Linked DNA regions of Homo sapiens: region 1 is linked to region 2. A link is a loop called in an ENCODE intact Hi-C map of the cell type or tissue named here. Cell type or tissue: ovary. All regions are shown on one strand. Links, peaks and the distances in the headings refer to the core of each region. The heading gives the core; the rest is flanking DNA.

Evidence for each region. Hi-C counts contacts between places; a loop is a spot of excess contacts. Peaks named below come from ENCODE experiments on the same cell type or tissue, not always from the same donor. Only the 100,000 strongest peaks of a DNase experiment are listed, where the experiment ranks them.
Region 1: a loop joins it to region 2, with 3 times the contacts of the local background. A loop is called at or near these places in 93 of 110 quality-filtered maps.

What each region holds. Positions count from the first base shown.
Region 1 is chr21:31,190,705-31,199,041 of GRCh38, forward strand. TIAM1 (TIAM Rac1 associated GEF 1) reads right to left here. Exons shown (of 28, transcript NM_001353694.2): 13 at 4,520-4,601. Among named protein-coding and RNA genes, the nearest start is that of TIAM1, 150 kb to the right of the region's middle. In ovary, for the core only: no CTCF peak of the experiment used is centred there; no DNase peak of the experiment used is centred there.
Region 2 is chr21:31,577,378-31,585,714 of GRCh38, forward strand. No RefSeq gene overlaps it. Among named protein-coding and RNA genes, the nearest start is that of TIAM1-AS1, 22 kb to the left of the region's middle. RefSeq lists enhancers at 6,024-6,808, 6,809-7,593. In ovary, for the core only: no CTCF peak of the experiment used is centred there; a DNase peak (open chromatin) is centred at 3,614.

The DNA.
Region 1 (8,337 bases), core at 21-8,020, 390 kb before region 2:
ATGTGAACTAATTTCAACAGTAAAGTGTGGGAGTGAGCTGAGGGCTGAGATGGAGAGAGAGGCAAGAGAGAGAAATTAAGTAAATGTTCCCGCTTTAAGTGTGTTCAGTCAGTTGGATTATTAAATTATATTCTCCTCCCTAAAGTGTTCTAAAATAGAAAGCAGCATATGATCTGTATTGTGAGGTGTTTCTGTGTTTGTGCCGGCAGCTTTTACTTGTACTGAACTCAGTATCTAACCAGAAGCCACTTAGCTAGGTGTTAATATTAGATACAGATGGGCTGAATTTCGACTCTGCGGTAGCTTTTAATCCAGAGGCAATCAGATCTCTGAGGACTGGGGGAATGTTTCACCTCTTCAATCAATACGCTGCTGGAACATCAAATGCCAAAACCAACCCGAGCACGGAGAAGAAATGATTTAACTGAGCTTATTAGCCATGAGTGGCAGGCTTTTCTTTTCTTTTTTTTTTCTTTGAGACAGAGTCTCACTCTGTCACCAGGCGGGAGTGCAGTGGCACAATCTCAGCTCACTGCAACCTCTGCCTCCCAGGTTCAAGTGATTCTCCTGCCTCCCGAGTACCTGGGACTACAGGTGTGTGTCACCAAGCCCGTCTAATTTTTTTATCTTTAGTAGAGATGGGGTTTCACCATGTTGGCCAGGATGGTCTCAATCTCTTGACCTCATGATCTGCCCACCTCGGCCTCCCAAAATGCTGGGATTACAGGTGTGACCCTCTGTGTCCAGCCTGTGGCAGGGCTTTTCAAAGTGAAGTCAGGGAACAGGTGCCAACTGTTTGCTAATGGCAGTAATGTCAGGACAGAAATCAAGACTAAGCATTGAGAACCTCTTGTAGCTTTGACATTGCCACAACCTCCAAGCATGGGATTTTGTATTTCACAAAAGCAGCAGTGGTCACAAAAGAGTGGAAATTAAAACAAAACAAAATACCTGCTTCTTTACATCGGATGAGTTGGGAAGCACTGTTTGTAACACTCTCAAGACTGACGCCTGGTGCCCTGTCATACCCTCCTCAGGGGGTAAAAGTAAATGGGTTCTGTGAGTAATTCAGTGACTTTAACAAAAAGTATTAAAATGTATACAAACGGTAGCAGTTTCATGCCCAGTTCCAATTTCTGAGTCCCTGAATCACTCAATCTTAGAAGCAGAGTCCAAGAGCTTTGAAATTCAGCCTTCTGAACTTGATCTTTGCTAGTTTATCCTTACTCAACAAAAATTAAGTAAACTGAAGAGAAAAAGAATAATCATTATGGAGCATCTAATTTTGGAGGATCCAGGCACTTCACTGCTACCAATTACAGCTCTAATTACTGAGGTCGGCTTTTTGCTGCATAATAAGCCGCTCATAAACATTTATTCCTTGCCATGAGAAACATTCTCCTGGCTTTATTATGTCTTTAGTTTTAAGGTCAAGAAATAAACAGCATAAAGTTATAACGCAAGTGGCCAGGGTTCAAAACTGGATTCTCTTCATTAGGCCCAAATCCTCTATTGAGTATTCCGAGATGAAGACTGGTGGCCTACAGGGGAAGGTGCAGAAGGAATGTAATATCCCAGTGCTCAGAAAAGAGTTTTAAAGATTTTCAAATGCTAAAAAGCTTAATAACCTGGGCCAGGCACAGTGGCTCATGCCTGTAATCCCAGCACTTTGGGAGGCCGAGGTGGGTGGATCAGTTGAGGTCAGGAGTTCAAGACCACCCTGGCCAACACGGTGAAACCCGTCTCTTCTAAAAGTACAAAAATTAGCCAGGCATGGTGGCACACGCCTGTAATCCCAGCTACTTGGGAAGCAGGAGAATCACTTGAACCTGGGAGGCAGAGGTTGGAGTGAGCTGAGATCGCGCCACTGCACTTCAGCCTGGGCGACAGAGGGAAACTGTGTCTTAAAAAAAAAAAAGACAGCTTAATAACTTGATTCAGAGAGAAATCTTAAGCGAGCATATGAGGTAGTCTTTATGTCTTTCCACCGGGAACTTTGTTCTCCTTCTACCAAACAGTAGAATCACACTTCAGTGCTCCCTCGTAGGTAGGTATGGCTGTGTGACTTGCTTTGGCCAATGAATTGGGAGTGGGACAACACCTGCTTTCCCATCTCCCCTTCCCCCTCTGCAGAGTGACAAGCACTGTCCCAGGTGGCAGCTGCTCCAGACCTGGGTGTGGAATGAGGACAACGTATGGAGTCCCAGCCAACCCACAAGGGACGCGTGGTGAATGTGAGAAATAAATGTCACTGTTTCGAGCCACCGGGCTTTGGTGGCTGTCTGTTACCTCAGCTAACCTCGCCACTCCTGACTGATACAGCACAGCATGGATTTTCCTCACTTAATTTACTCAGGCACCAACTCTGTTACTATTCAAGCCATACAGTGTAATGCTAAGTAAAGAAGACTGGTCTTAAACATATGGAAAGGAATATATATTTAACTCCGCCAGAATGTAGACAACCGCATAGGAAAGCGTTAACACAGCAGGCATGACTGCTATTCTTCGAAAGGCCCGCTTACAAATTTGAACCTTGGCTGGTATCCTGAGAACTTGGATTTTGGGAGGGTTCCCAACACCCTGAGTGGCTCACAGTGCCTAAACTGTGGTACAAACAATGGGATTTATGGTGAACGCCTACTTTCCTCCTGGGAGTCTGGAATTTTGGTGCATGCTAGGCAGAGGGTGCCTAGGGAACCAGCCTCCCCAGAAAAGCCCTGGGCACTGACTCTCTAACCACCTTCCCTAGGAGAGAGCATTTCTCAGGTGTCCTCACAACTTGGTGCTGCAGGAGTTATCCTCATTCTACGTGACTCCACTGAAACAGGGCCCGCTGAAGCTCACACCTGGTTTCCCCTAGACTTCACTCCATGCGCCTTTTCCCTTTGCTGATTTTGCTTTGTGTTGATACAGGAGTTAAGATGAAATGATTTAGGCAGAGAGCGAGGAGAAGAAAATCCTCAGTAACATTTTCCTTTTAATGAAAAGCAACCCCCAAATAATTTTTTTTTGTAACAAAAAGCAGCCTGTAAAATCAAGCTGCACACACAGACAAGCAAGCTGGAAGCTTACACCGGTGAGTGCCGGCAGTGTGAATCGGGAAAAGCTAGCTGGGACTAAGCATGTTCAAAATGGCGGCTCCATCCTCTCTTCTCTTTGTCAGCCATGCGTACAGTAAGAAGCAGTGAACATGGCCCCCGCCAGGCAAAGACTCCATTTGCATAATAAAGATTAGGATAGGGCAGCCAGCTTCCATGCGTGCTGTGTAGACCTCACACCTGGTCCAAACAATCTGTGGGCCTTATGTAAATCAGACACCGCCTCCTCAAGCCTGGCTATACAAATCCAGTGCATTCCGCCGCTGGCCGGAAGACCCACTCGGGCACCCCTCTCTCTCTGCAGGAGAGAGAGCTATTCTCCTTTCTCTTTTTTTTTGCCTGTTAAACCTCTACTCCTAAACCCACTTCTTGTGTGTCCGCATCCTCGATTCCCTTGGCATGAGACAACGAACCGTGGGTATTTACCCAAGACAACGAAGCCGCTTCAGTATAATTTGCTATTAAAAAAATCATAGTTGTGAGTATGACCAGAGGCTGAGCTCTGTGGGTCTTCCTAGTGAATCAGCAAACCTAGGGATGGTCTTGGGGACCCCCCTACACACCACCAAAATAGTTCCTTTAACATTATTTGTATGGGAAGGGAGGATAATGTAGGATAATGGCTTACTTATTTTGAGATTTCTCAAAATTTATAGTTTTCGGGAGGGGGTGTAAAAGAATAATTCCTACATTACTAAGGTACATCATAGTATATGTTAAACAAAAATTATGGGAGGTCATTGTTGTGAACTGAGTTCCTGCATTATGCCCGAAAGGCCAGATCAAATAAAAATGGAATCACTCATGCTGGATGCCACATAATCAAACTAAAACTTTCAGGAAGCAAGTAGATCCCCAAACAGACCAGTTTTTCCTGAAAACATGAGATTCCGGTCTACCTGAGTCAACAAAATAAGTAGGTCCCCTCTGCTTTAACCCTTACAAAAAAGTAACCTGAAGTAAGCTAAGTTAAACAATCAGTTTTCTTCTTCCACTGTTCTGTTTCCTTGTCGCCAACTTACAAACATCACTGTTCTGCCACTGCCCAGAGGGAGCTCTCATTCTATTTTGTAGAATGGAGGCTATCCCATGCATGAATCACAAATAAAAGCCAGTCAGATTTATAACTAAACTTGTTGTAATTTTATCTTTTGACATATAAAATAAGCTACCCACTTCCTTTTTAGGACAGTAGAATCCCAGTAATTAAAGTTATGAAATTTAACACCAAAGTCTACATCGTACCCAGAGTAAATATCCCTGTTATTCCCTAGTGTGGCTGCCCTCCACAGAGCAGGAGCCAGATATACTATCTGTTTTAGATAGGACTCAAAGGCATTTTGTTGAACTGTAAATAAATGCATGCTTACATAAGAAATACTTTACCTTAAAACACAAACAAAGAAAAATAAACTTACCGTAAGTATCAGCAGCTGTATCTGACTTCTCAATGTGGATGCTCTGAGTGACTTTTGGACAGATTTCAATTTCTTTGTACAGCTGAAAGTTACAAAGGGGAATCTAATTAGAATTTCATTATAACTAACTTTTAAAAATGGTCATCATTTCATAAATCTATTTTTTCACAATTGATACTTACGTGAATTTGCACTTCACAATCTTATCATTAAACGAAACTCATTAAAAGTAAAAAGTAAAAGTAAAAACTTCCAGCTGTCGTCCTCAAACATAGCCACAGTTTGGTTTCTAAGTAATTCCTCCACATCACTCTGTCTGTCTATTCCTACCCAATGTCTATCACAGACCTGAAAAATAATGCTAAAGTAATGGAGATCTCTAGTTGTGGGGAGAAAAAGTTTATTAAAATCAAGAAGAGGTTATAAAGATCTTGGTATGGAATTCATGGAAATAAGATAAATCTCTATGCTTCCATTCAAAAAGTTCATCATAGTACAAATAAGTAGAGACAAATGATAGCATTGAAACAGAAAACAAATTACGTAAAGGAGGATATTCTTTTTTTTAGCCACTGAACTGTATCGAAATTAGCTAGAAAACTGAAGTACACAAATTAATCAGCCTTCTAAAAGCCCAAGAAAGGAAATAACTTATGACTAAGTCCTCAAAAGCAACTGCAACAAAAATGAAAATGGAAAAGTGGGACCTAATTAAACTAAAGAGCTTCTGCACAGAAAAAGAAACTGTCAATAAACAGACAATCTACAGTATGGGAGAAAATATTTCCAAACTGTGCATCTGACAAAGCTGTAATATCCAGAAACTATAAGGAACTTAAATCAGCAAAAAGTGAATAATCTCATCAAAAAATGGGCAAAAGACATGAACGGGCACTTCTCAAGATAAGACATATATGTGGCCAATAAATATATGAAAAAATGTACACATCGCTAATTATCAGAGAAATGTAAACCAAAACCACAATGAGATACCATCTCACACCAATCAGAATGGCTATTACTAAAAAGTCAAAAAACAACAAATGTTGGTGAGGCTGCAGAGAGAAGGGAATGCTTTTCTTTTCTTTTTTCTTTTTTTTTTTTTTCACACGGAGTGTTGCTCTGTTGCCCAGGCTGGAGTGCAGTGGCGCGATCTCGGCTCACTGCAGCCTCCATCTCCCAGGTTCAAGCAATTCTCCTGCCTCAGCCTCCTGAGTAGCTGGGATTACAGGCGTTTGCTACCACATCTGGCTAATTTTTTTTTTTTTTGTATTTTTAGTGGAGATGGGGTTTTGCCATGTTGGACAGGCTGGTCTCAAACTCTGACCTCAAATGATCCGCCCACCTCAGCCTCCCAAAGTGCAGGAATTACAGGCATGAGCCACCATGCCCGGCTGAGAAGGAAACACTTATACACTGTTGTTGGGAATGTAAATTAGTTCAGCCACTGTGGAAAGCAGTTTGGAGACTTCTCAAAGAACTTAGAACTACCGCTTGACGCAGCAATCCCATTACTTGGTATACATCCAAAAGAAAATAAATCATTCTACCAAAAAGACACGTGCACTGTATGTTCATTGCAGCACTATTCACAATAGCAAAGATGTGGAATCAATCTATATGCCCATCCAGGGTGGATTGGATAAAGAAAATGTGGTACATGTATACCACAGAATACTATGTAGCCATGAAAAAGAACAAAATCATGTTCTTTACAGCAACATGGATGCAGCTGGAAGCCATTATCCTACGTGAATTAACACAGGAACAGAAAACCAAATACCTTCTCACTTACAACTAGGGGCTAAACAATGAGTACTCATGGACATAAAAATGGCAACAATAGATACTGGGGACTACCAGAGGGGGAAGGCAGGAGGAGGACAAGGGTTGTGAGACTAACTGCTGGGCACTAGGCTTACTACCTAGGTGACAGGATCAACAGTACCCTAAACCTCAGCATCATGCGATATACTCAGGTAACAAACCTGCACATGTGCCCCTTGAATCTAAAATAAGAGTTAAAATTATTTAAAAAATTTTTTAAACAAAAAAGGCTGGAAAAAGAGCTTTGTACAAAGTCAAGATAAGAATGATGCAGAGTTCACACATCATAAATGTTGTTTAAATTAATCAATATTTCATTTTCTTTTTTCTTTTTTTTTTTTTTGAGACGGAGTCTCGCTCTGTCGCCCAGGCTGGAGTGCAGCGGTGTGATCTCGGCTCACTGCAAGTTCCGCCTCCCAGGTTCACGCCATTGTCCTGCCTCAGCCTACCGAGTAGCTGGGACTACAGGCGCCCGCCACCGCGCCCGGCTTTTTTTTTTTTTTTGTATTTTTAGTAGAGACAGGGTTTCACCATAGTCTCGATCTCCTGACCTCGTGATCCGCCCGCCTCAGCCTCCCAAAGTGCTGGGATTACAGGCGTGAGCCACCGCGCCCAGCCGGATATTTCGTTTTCTTATGTCAAGATCTATCATCAAGACAATAACTTACAGAGTTCTGACCATGTGTCACGCCTCTCACGCTAACTCCATGAGACAAGCGTGATGTCCATTTTACAAATAAAGGCAAGAGCCTAAAGAGAAAGTACTTTCCTAAATTCAGAAGACCAGTTCATACACAGCTGGGATTATGAACCCAGGTCTCACTGGCTCTAGAGCCGCATTCTTTCCACTACACTACGATGCCTCCCAGATCAGCCTTCACTGGAACACAGGGTATGAACGCAAAGGGAACCTACCCTCTTAGGTCAGTCAAAGGTTCAAATCCAAAATTTATAATAAAAACTCACAAACAAATAGATGTGTCAAATGCTCATATAGATTTTTAAAATTATTACTCTATCTTAAAATGAAAACCAATTTTGAGCCAAGGTCAATAACAAAAAACGTGGCCGTTAGCACTAAAGAGAAGTCTTGATGATTATCTAAACTTGCCCGTATCCCTGACCACACAGCCATTCGTCCAGAAACGATTTTATTCAGGCAGGTAGAAAAGAGTGGCCAGTTTCTTCTCTTTATTTGCTTGGGGCATTTGAAAGGTCAGCATAATACTTGTGACTCAGGAGCCTGAGAAAGCGTTTGCTATAATAGAATGCCAAGGAGTGTGGGGGATAGGAACGTGGACAGGACAGCTTGGATCCTTTTAAACACCTCAATTTAATGCAATTTCCACCAAATGCAACGTGTCAAGGGCATGACTGAATGTGGTTTCAGTGTTATACTTTAGAAATGTTTCATACTGATACATTTACAAATGAGAAGAAATCAGTTATACTACTTTTTCATTCAGAAAATAGCCACCAAAACTCTAAATACTAAATTCAATAAGGTTTACAATGTATAACCTAACACCACAAAATGCTCAAGGAAATGTTATCAACTACGTTCACTTCAACTTATCAGGAGCCTTACTTTTATTTTTTAAAACTTTAAGAGCCAAACCCTTCCTCCAGGTGGCAGTATATAACTGTTTGTTTTAATCATTTCCACAGGATCTAGTGGGACTAGAGCTTTGTGCATAATCTTTCCTATATTTTCATAATACTACTTCCTAGTTTTCTTTGAAATTAGTGTGAATATCACTGTGTCTTTTGCTGGTCTCAGACAACAACTCAGTATCATAAGACAGGCCCGCTGGCCACAACATCCTTAGGCTGGTTGGACTAAAGCCAGGTTTAGTGAACAAAACTAAAACTATATCTCAAGAAGCGTTTGTACTTTAAAATATATTTTCAATGCAACCACGATATCTGGAACTAGAAATCTGGAAATTCAGTAGTTTTATACATAAATGCACTTAATGATGAAATAGCTC
Region 2 (8,337 bases), core at 271-8,270:
TTGCTTTCATTATCATTGAAATGTGCTTTTTCTGCTTTCTACTATGTTCTATTCTTCCCTCCCTGAATGCCCACATGCAAATTAGGGAATGTTGCAATGCCCAGAGCAGAGTTATAACATCCAGCTGTACTACAACAGCAGTTTTACATAAATGGCCATCCTCTAAACTGTGGACATTTGATAAAGTATGTGGGCTCTTCTCATAATTAAAAGCCCAAAAGGGAACCAAGGAAACACAGAGAACATTATTCTAGTGACTTATAAAACTGGGCTGGAGAAAATCTCCTATGTCTAGAGGTGGAAGAGAAAGGATAAAAAAGGAGAAGGAGTAGAACAGAAAATGCAAATGAGAAAAAGAGATGGCGGTGGAAAGAAGGGCTGCAGTAGAAGACAGGAGAGAATAGAGCAAGCAGAGGCAGGAAGCCAAGTACGAAAAGGAGGAGAGGAGTGGGGAGTGTTTAGATCAAGACTCTTCTCTTGGCTGGGCGCAGTGGCTCACACCTGTAATCCCAGCACTTTGGGCGGCCGAGGCGGGCGGATCACCTGAGGTCAGGAGTTCGAGACTAGCCTGGCCAACATGGTGAAACCCCATCTCTACTAAAAATACAAAGATTAGCTGGGCATGGTGGCACACACCTGTAGTGCCAGCTATTTGGGGAGGCTGAGGCAGGAGAATCGCTTGAACCTGGGAGGCGGAGGTTGCGGTGAGCCAAGATCGTGCCACTGCAGTCCAGCGTGGGTAACAGAGGGAGACTCCATCTCAGAAAAAAAAAAAAGCCAGGCAAGGTGGCTTTTGCCTGTAATCCCAGCACTTTGGGAGGCCAAGACAGGTGGATCACGTGAGGTCAGGAGTTCGAGACTAGCCTGGCCAACATGGTGAAACCCCATCTCTACTAAAAACGCAAAGATTAGCTGGGCATGGTGGTGCACACCTGTCGTCCCAGCTACTTGGGGAGGCTGAGGCAGGAGAATTGCTTGAACCTGGGAGGCAGAGGTTGCAGTGAGCCAAGATCGCACCACTGCACTCCAGCCTGGGCAACAGACAGAGACTCCATCTTAGAAAAAAAATAAAAATAAAAAATAAGGCCAGGCAAGGTGGCTTACGCCTGTAATCCCAGCACTTTGGGAGGCCAAGGCATGTGGATCACGAGGTCAGGAGTTCAAGACCAGCCTGGCCAACATGGTGAAACTCCGTCTCTACTAAAAATACAAAAATTAGCCAGGTGTGGTGGCGGATGCTGTTAATCTCAGCTATTCGGGAGGCTGAGACAGGAGAATCGCTTGAACCCAGGAGGCGGAGGTTGCAGTGAGTCGAGATCGCACCATTGCACTCCAGCCTGGGCAACAAGAGTGAAACTCCATCTCAAGACCCTTCTCTTCTCTGGACCTCCATTTCCTCCTCTGGGGCATCCATAGGCAGAGCCAACTACATAATTTGCAGGGCCTGATACAAAATCGAAACGTGGAGCCCTTTGTTCAAAATGTACTCAAAATTTGGAGGCAGCAGCAGCACAGCATTAAACCAACTGTGGGGACCTGTGCAACCATGGAGGTCACATGCCCATGAAGCTGGCTCTAATAAATTAGATCAGGATTTTCAGAAGGTGTTCTGTAAACTCCAGATATTCCAAAAACAAAAGATTCCTTATTCTCATCTCTAGGAAGTGGGGCACATTTCCCCATCCCTTCATTGAAGATTCAAAATGCGCGTGAACTGCTCCAGAAAGCCCTGCTTGAAAGCAAGAAACGTGTGTGCCTTCATTTCAACCAGTTTCTCAAATGTATTTGACCATAGCAACATTTTTTCCCCAATTCTCCATATTAATACCCCATATAACCCATTTTGCAAAATGCTTGAAGTCGATGGTCTTGAGGTCCCTGGAGCTAGAAAAGGCATTAGCAGTCACCCACAGCAGCCCCTCCTGCCCTGAGATTGGATGCTCACAAATCTGCTCTTCTTGGCCTTGATGATGACAGTGGTCTCTTTCTTCCAGATTTGATGAGTGTGGGGCATGGGAGGAGATTACTGGGGTTGCAAAACCTGCAGCAGGTTCTCAAAGATGACATATCAACTCCCCTAAATGCCCCTCCACTCAGGCACCATGAAAGCCTTTGTTTTAATACACTCAAAATGTTGCCTCTTCACGGCCGGGCACAGTGGCTTATGCCTATAATCCCAGCACTTCGGGAGGCTAAGGCGGGTGGATCATGAGGTCAAGAGATCGAGACCATCCTGACCAACATAGTGAAACCCTGTCTCTACTAAAAATACAAAAAAAAAATCAGCTGGGCGTGGTGGTGCATGCCTGTAGTCCCAGCTACTCAGGAGGCTGAGGCAGGAGAATCACTTAAACCCGGGAGGCAGAGGTTGCAGTGAGCCGAGATCACGCCACTGCACTCCAGCCTGGGTTACAGAGTTAGACTCCGTCTCAAAAAAAAAAAAAAAAAAAAAAAGTTACCTCTTCACTAATTTCTAATCTCCCCAGAAAATTTGTAAGGGGGTTTTGATACCATATGTAGGACAGGAATAAATACAATGTTTATAGAACTCTTGCATCTCAGATCATTGTATTCAATTCAAAGTGTGTAATTTTATTTGGGGAGGATTTATGCTGAGAACTATCAGTATCCCAGCGCCTTTGATCAGGAACCCAGGAACTCCTAAAGTGTAGACCATTATCCCCTATAGAGATTAGTTAACTTTCAATCTGGGTAAGAAGAATAAAGTTTTTTTGCAAAAGAAAGCCCAAATGCCATCTTTTTCCTTCTCCATAAACACTAGGATAAGAAGAGACTTATAAGTAGAAGCTTGAGGTTGAATCTCATCTCTATCTTTGTTGCACTGAACTAATCACTACATCCCCTCTCTGCCTTTGTTTTCTCATCTGTAAAGTGGGAATAATAATAGTAGCAAAGATTCTTCTAGCAATAAGATAAATGCATGAGAAAGCTGTCTAAAAATTGAACTGTAGCAAGCATGGCTAAAGCACTTCTTACCTATTACAAATGTCTAGAGCCAAATTTCCACAGTACGGCATGGACAGATGATTTTAAAATCAGAAAGAAAAAAACAGTTATAAAAATACTTAGTGAGATTTGGCCAGGCATGGTGGCTCACACCTGTAATCCCAGCACTCTGGGAGGCCAAGGCGGGCAGATCACGACGTCAGGAGATCCAGACCATCCTGGCCAACATGGTGAAACCCCGTCTCTACTAAAAATGCGAAAATTAGCCAGGTGTGGTGGCAAATGCCTGTAATCCCAGCTACTTGGGAGGCTGAGGCAGGAGAATCGCTTGAACCCAGAGGCGGAGGTTGCAGTGAGCTGAGATCGTGCCACTGCACTCCAGCCTGGGTGACAGAGCGAGACTCCGTCTCAAAAAATAAATAAATAAATAAAAATAAATACTTAGTGAGAGTCTCCCTCACTGGTCACTTTGCTTGGGGGTTCAAATTATAACCCAAAGCTATGGAATATGCTTACTTGGGAGATTCTTACAGCTCCTATACATGAATCTTTTTGAAACATATCAAGGGTCCTTAGAAATCTGATCTGGTGTGACTCTCAGAGCACTCTGATGACACCTGCTGGCTAGGCATGGTGTGACAAGTGTGTTCTAGTCTGGACAGACGGAGATGGTCTGGAACCCCTGAGTGGAGTACCTGGGAAGCTGAGGCTGGAGAGAAATCCTGACCTTCAATCTTGCTGTGCAAAGTGTGGTCCTAGGGCCTGCAGTATCGGGATCACTAGGAGCTTGTAAATGTGGGATCAGACTCTACATTTTTTTTTTTAGAGACCGGGTCTTGCTGTGTTACCCAGGCTGGTCTCAAACTCCTAAGCTCAAGCAATCCTCCTGCCTCAGCCTCCTGAGTTGCTGGGAATACAGGCACTGGCTCAGACTCTACATTTTCATGAGATCCTCCAAGTGATTCGTGTGTGCTTTAGCGTGAAAGAAACATGTTCTAGTGTTCTAGAGGACTTAATCTAGTGACTAAGCGTCTATGTCAAAGAAAAAAATTTTTTCTTTTTTTGAGACAAGAATCTCACTCTGTCACCCAGACGGTAGTGTTATTGTGTCATCCCAGTTCACTACAACCTCCACCTCCCAGGCTCAAGCGATCTGCCCACCTCAGCCTACCAAGTAGCTGGGACCACAGGCACGAGCCACCACGCCTGGCTAATTTTTGTATTTTTTGTAGAGACAAGGTTTCACCATGTTACCCAGACTGGTCTTGAACTCCTGAGCTCAAGCAATCCACCCACATCAGCCTCCTGAAGTGCTGGGATTACAGGCATGAGCCATTGTGCCTGGCTGAAAAAAAAATTTTAGCTCCACATAGGGCTAGCAACTCACAGAAAGCTTGGCACTTCTGCTGTTTCTGGTCCAAGCCTTTCGTTACACCAGTGCATAAACAGGCCCATTGCCCCACAACAGTTTTTCTTATTTTCATTTTTATCCTGTTTTCTACTTATTCTGTTGAAGACATTTTTCCTCCCAGAGGAATATTCCTACAATTCTGTAACAAAATGATAGGAAAACAGGATTCCCATTACAGAAAATTTGCTTTAAGATCGTATTTTTCAAAATACAAAGGTTTCTTAGAAGTGTTTTTGTGCTTTTTTTAAATGTTCTGTGTACTGGTCATACCTACAAATAACAAATAATAATAATAGCACGGCCAGGCGCAGTGGCTCACTCCTGTAATCCTAACACTTTGGGAGGCCGAGGCAGGTGGATCACGAAGTCAGGAGTTTGAGACCAGCCTGGCCAACAGTGAAACCCCATCTCTACTAAAAATACAAAAATTAGTTGGGCATGGTGGCACGCACCTGTAGTCCCAGCTACTCAGGAGGCTGAGGCAAGAGAATCACTTGAACCCGGGAGGCGGAGGTTGCAGTGAGCTGAATTTGCACCACTGTACTCCTGTCTGGGCCACAGAGCGAGAATCCATCTCAATAATAATAATAACAATAACAATAATAATAATAACAGCACAAGGGAAGCAGGACTGGTGCTCTCCCCACAAACACCTGATACATTCATTTCTGTTGCCTTGTTTGTAATAGAAATAGAGTCTAGGTAATATAAGCAAAAAAGAAATAAACAAAGGAAATGTATTAGATGGATATGGTGGTGGCTTATAGAAAAACAGTACAAGCTGAACAACGACATCTCACAAAGGACAGGAAACGGTATTAGGTGTCCAGGAAGCTGGTGTTTCCAGGGCAACACCTTTGGGACAATTGTTTTCAGCCCTGCCTGTGTCACTGATCAGTATACAAATTCTGGGGATAGAGAGTCTGTTAGGCCTCACTTGGTTCATGTCCAGCCTTTGGATAAAGAAGGGCAGGACATTCTGATTTCAGGACTCCCCAAAAGTGTATCTGCGGAGGAAGGCAGGGTTGAGCATCCATTCTGGTTGGTTGAATGTGGTCATGCCCAAGCATTCCAGTTGTTGCAGATTTTGACTATCACCCTGAGAGAGGGGTAAATCCCCAGAGGTGAGGTTTTCAACGGGGTGTGGTAGCTCACGCCTGTAATCCCGGCATTTTGGGAGACTGAGGTGGGCGGATCACCTGAGACCAGCCTGGCCAACATGGTGAAGCACTGTCTCTACTACAAAATACAAAAATTAGCCAGATGCGGTGGTGGGCACCTGTAATCCCAGCTACTTGGGAGGCTGAGGCAGGAGAATCGCTTGAGCCTGGGAGGTGGGGGTTGCAGTGAGCCAAGATCATGCCACTGCACTCCAGCCTGGGCGACAGAGTGAAAATCTATTTAAAAAAAAAAAGAAAGAAAAAGAAAATTGATGTTTTCAAGCTGAAAAGAAGAAAAGGTTAATAGGCAGGTGAAACCATGCCTCTGTATTGTGAGATACATATCCCCCATAGTATTGACTGGTAAGAATATTTATAGCCTATTTACTCTAAAGCCCATGTATTATTATTATTCCAAACCCATTGATTATTATTATTCCAAAACATATCTATTTTTAACTGTTTAAGCACATTATTGGAACATGCACTGAGAGCTTGATGGTCTTTGATTCTTCAAGGCAAATCAACTTTCTACCACGTCATCGGAATAAAACAGAAATTAAACAGTTGAAAGGGCCTCTACTCCCCCAAGACCTCTGGTGTCCACCCCCATCTAATATTCTTATGTATTCATAGGCGATGTTAAATAAATGGCAAGAATCTCCTATTTCTTTTTTACATAAGAAGAAAGACTGCATAGCTATGAAAAATACACTCTGTCACCAGAGCCACGCAAGAGATCTTTAGAGGAATAAATAGCCGCAGTCTCATAGCAACATTCAGATGAACAATGCTGAGAGCTGAAAGATGTTCTTCGGTTAGAAATTCATGCCTACAAAAGAATACCATCCACGAAGTTCCTCACTGTTAATTACAGATAGTAAAGCCAGTCCACAGGCAATGGAAATGAGGGTCCATCATGCAGCCGGCTTCTTGGGAAGGACTGACCAATATCCTCAGAAAGCTAAAATGAATGAATATGCTTTTTTTTTTTTTTTTTTTTTTTTATTGATCATTCTTGGGTGTTTCTCGCAGAGGGGGATTTGGCAGGGTCATAGGACAATAGTGGAGGGAAGGTCAGCAGATAAAACAAGTGAACAAAGGTCTCTGGTTTTCCTAGGCAGAGGACCCTGCGGCGTTCCGCAGTGTTTGTGTCCCTGGGTACTTGAGATTAGGGAGTGGTGATGACTCTTAACGAGCATGCTGCCTTCAAGCATCTGTTTAACAAAGCACATCTTGCACCGCCCTTAATCCATTTAACCCTGAGTGAACACAGCACATGTTTCAGATAGCACAGGGTTGGGGGTAAGGTCACAGATCAACAGGATCGCAAGGCAGAAGAATTTTTCTTAGTACAGAACAAGATGAAAAGTCTCCCATGTCTACTTCCTTCTACACAGACACGGCAACCATCCGATTTCTCAATCTTCTCCCCACCTTTCCCCCCCTTTCCATTCCACAAAACCGCCATTATCATCATGGCCTTTTTTTTTTTTTTTTTTTGAGACAAGGTCTCTCTCTGACCCCCAGGCTGGAGTGCAGTGGCACGATCTCGGCCCACTGCAACCTCCACCTCCTAGGTTTCAGCAATTCTCCTGCCTCAGCCTCCCAAGTAGCTAGGATTACAAGTGCCTGCCACCACGTCTGGCTAATTTTTGTTTTTTTAGTAGAGACGGGTTTCACCATGTTGGCCAGGTTGGTCTCGAACTCCTGACCTCAGGCGATGCGCCCATGTTGGCCTCCCAAAGTGCTGGGATTACAGGCATGAGCCACTGCACCCAGCCAAATCTGCATATTATAGAGAGGTCTCAGTAACCAGACCCGTAACCTCACAGAGGCTTCTTAAGTGTTTTCTTTTATATTCTGTGCCCTGGTCACACCTACAAATAACAAATAATAATGATAACAGCACAAGGGAAACGAGGATGGTTTCCCTCTCCTACTTGCTACAGACCTACCTCCACAAATAGAGCTGATACATTCGTGGAGCCTATTTGAAGGCTTACTTCTCTGCTTAAAAACTCTTCCATAAAGTAAAATATCGACTTTTGTACTCTCTGGGGGATCTGGCATCCATGGCCCAAGTAGTTAGTAAATGCACATTTTTTCTTTTTTTCTTTTTCTTTTCTTTTTTTTGAGACAGAGTTTCGCTCTTGTTGCCCAGGCTGGAGTGCAATGGTGCTGTCTCTGCTCACTGCAACCCTGCCTCCCAGGTTCAAATGAGTCTCCTGCCTCAGCCTCTCAAGTAGCTGGGGATTACAGGTGCCCACCACCATGCCCGACTCATTTTTGTATTTTTAGTAGAGACAGGGTTTCACTTCGTTGGTCAGGCTGTTCTCAAACTCCTGACTTCAGGTGATCCACCCACCTCGGCCTCCCAAAGAGCTGGGATTACAGTGTGAGCCATCAAGTCCGGACTATCCTCATATGTTTTAATAAGAAGCTAATGTTTTCCCCCAGATTCTGGAGACACAGTGACCCTCTAGGAAGCGGTGGCAGGTATACAGCCATGGTTACCTGACTGAGACAGCTCAGGACAGAGCAATGGAACTGGAGTCCCCTCCTGGCTTTGTCATCTTGTTCCAGAGTGGGCTAGCCCAGGAACCTGACTTCACTGCACCTCAGTTTCCCCATTTAGACAATTAAGTGGCAGATTTCTGTTCACTCCTAATGCAGCTCTAAAAGCCTGCCTTTCTAGTTATCTTCTAGGGGTAGAAAAGAGAGTCAGAAGAGGCCGGGCACAGTGACTCATGTCTGTAATCCCAGCACTTTGGGAGGCTGAGGTGGGCTGATCACTTG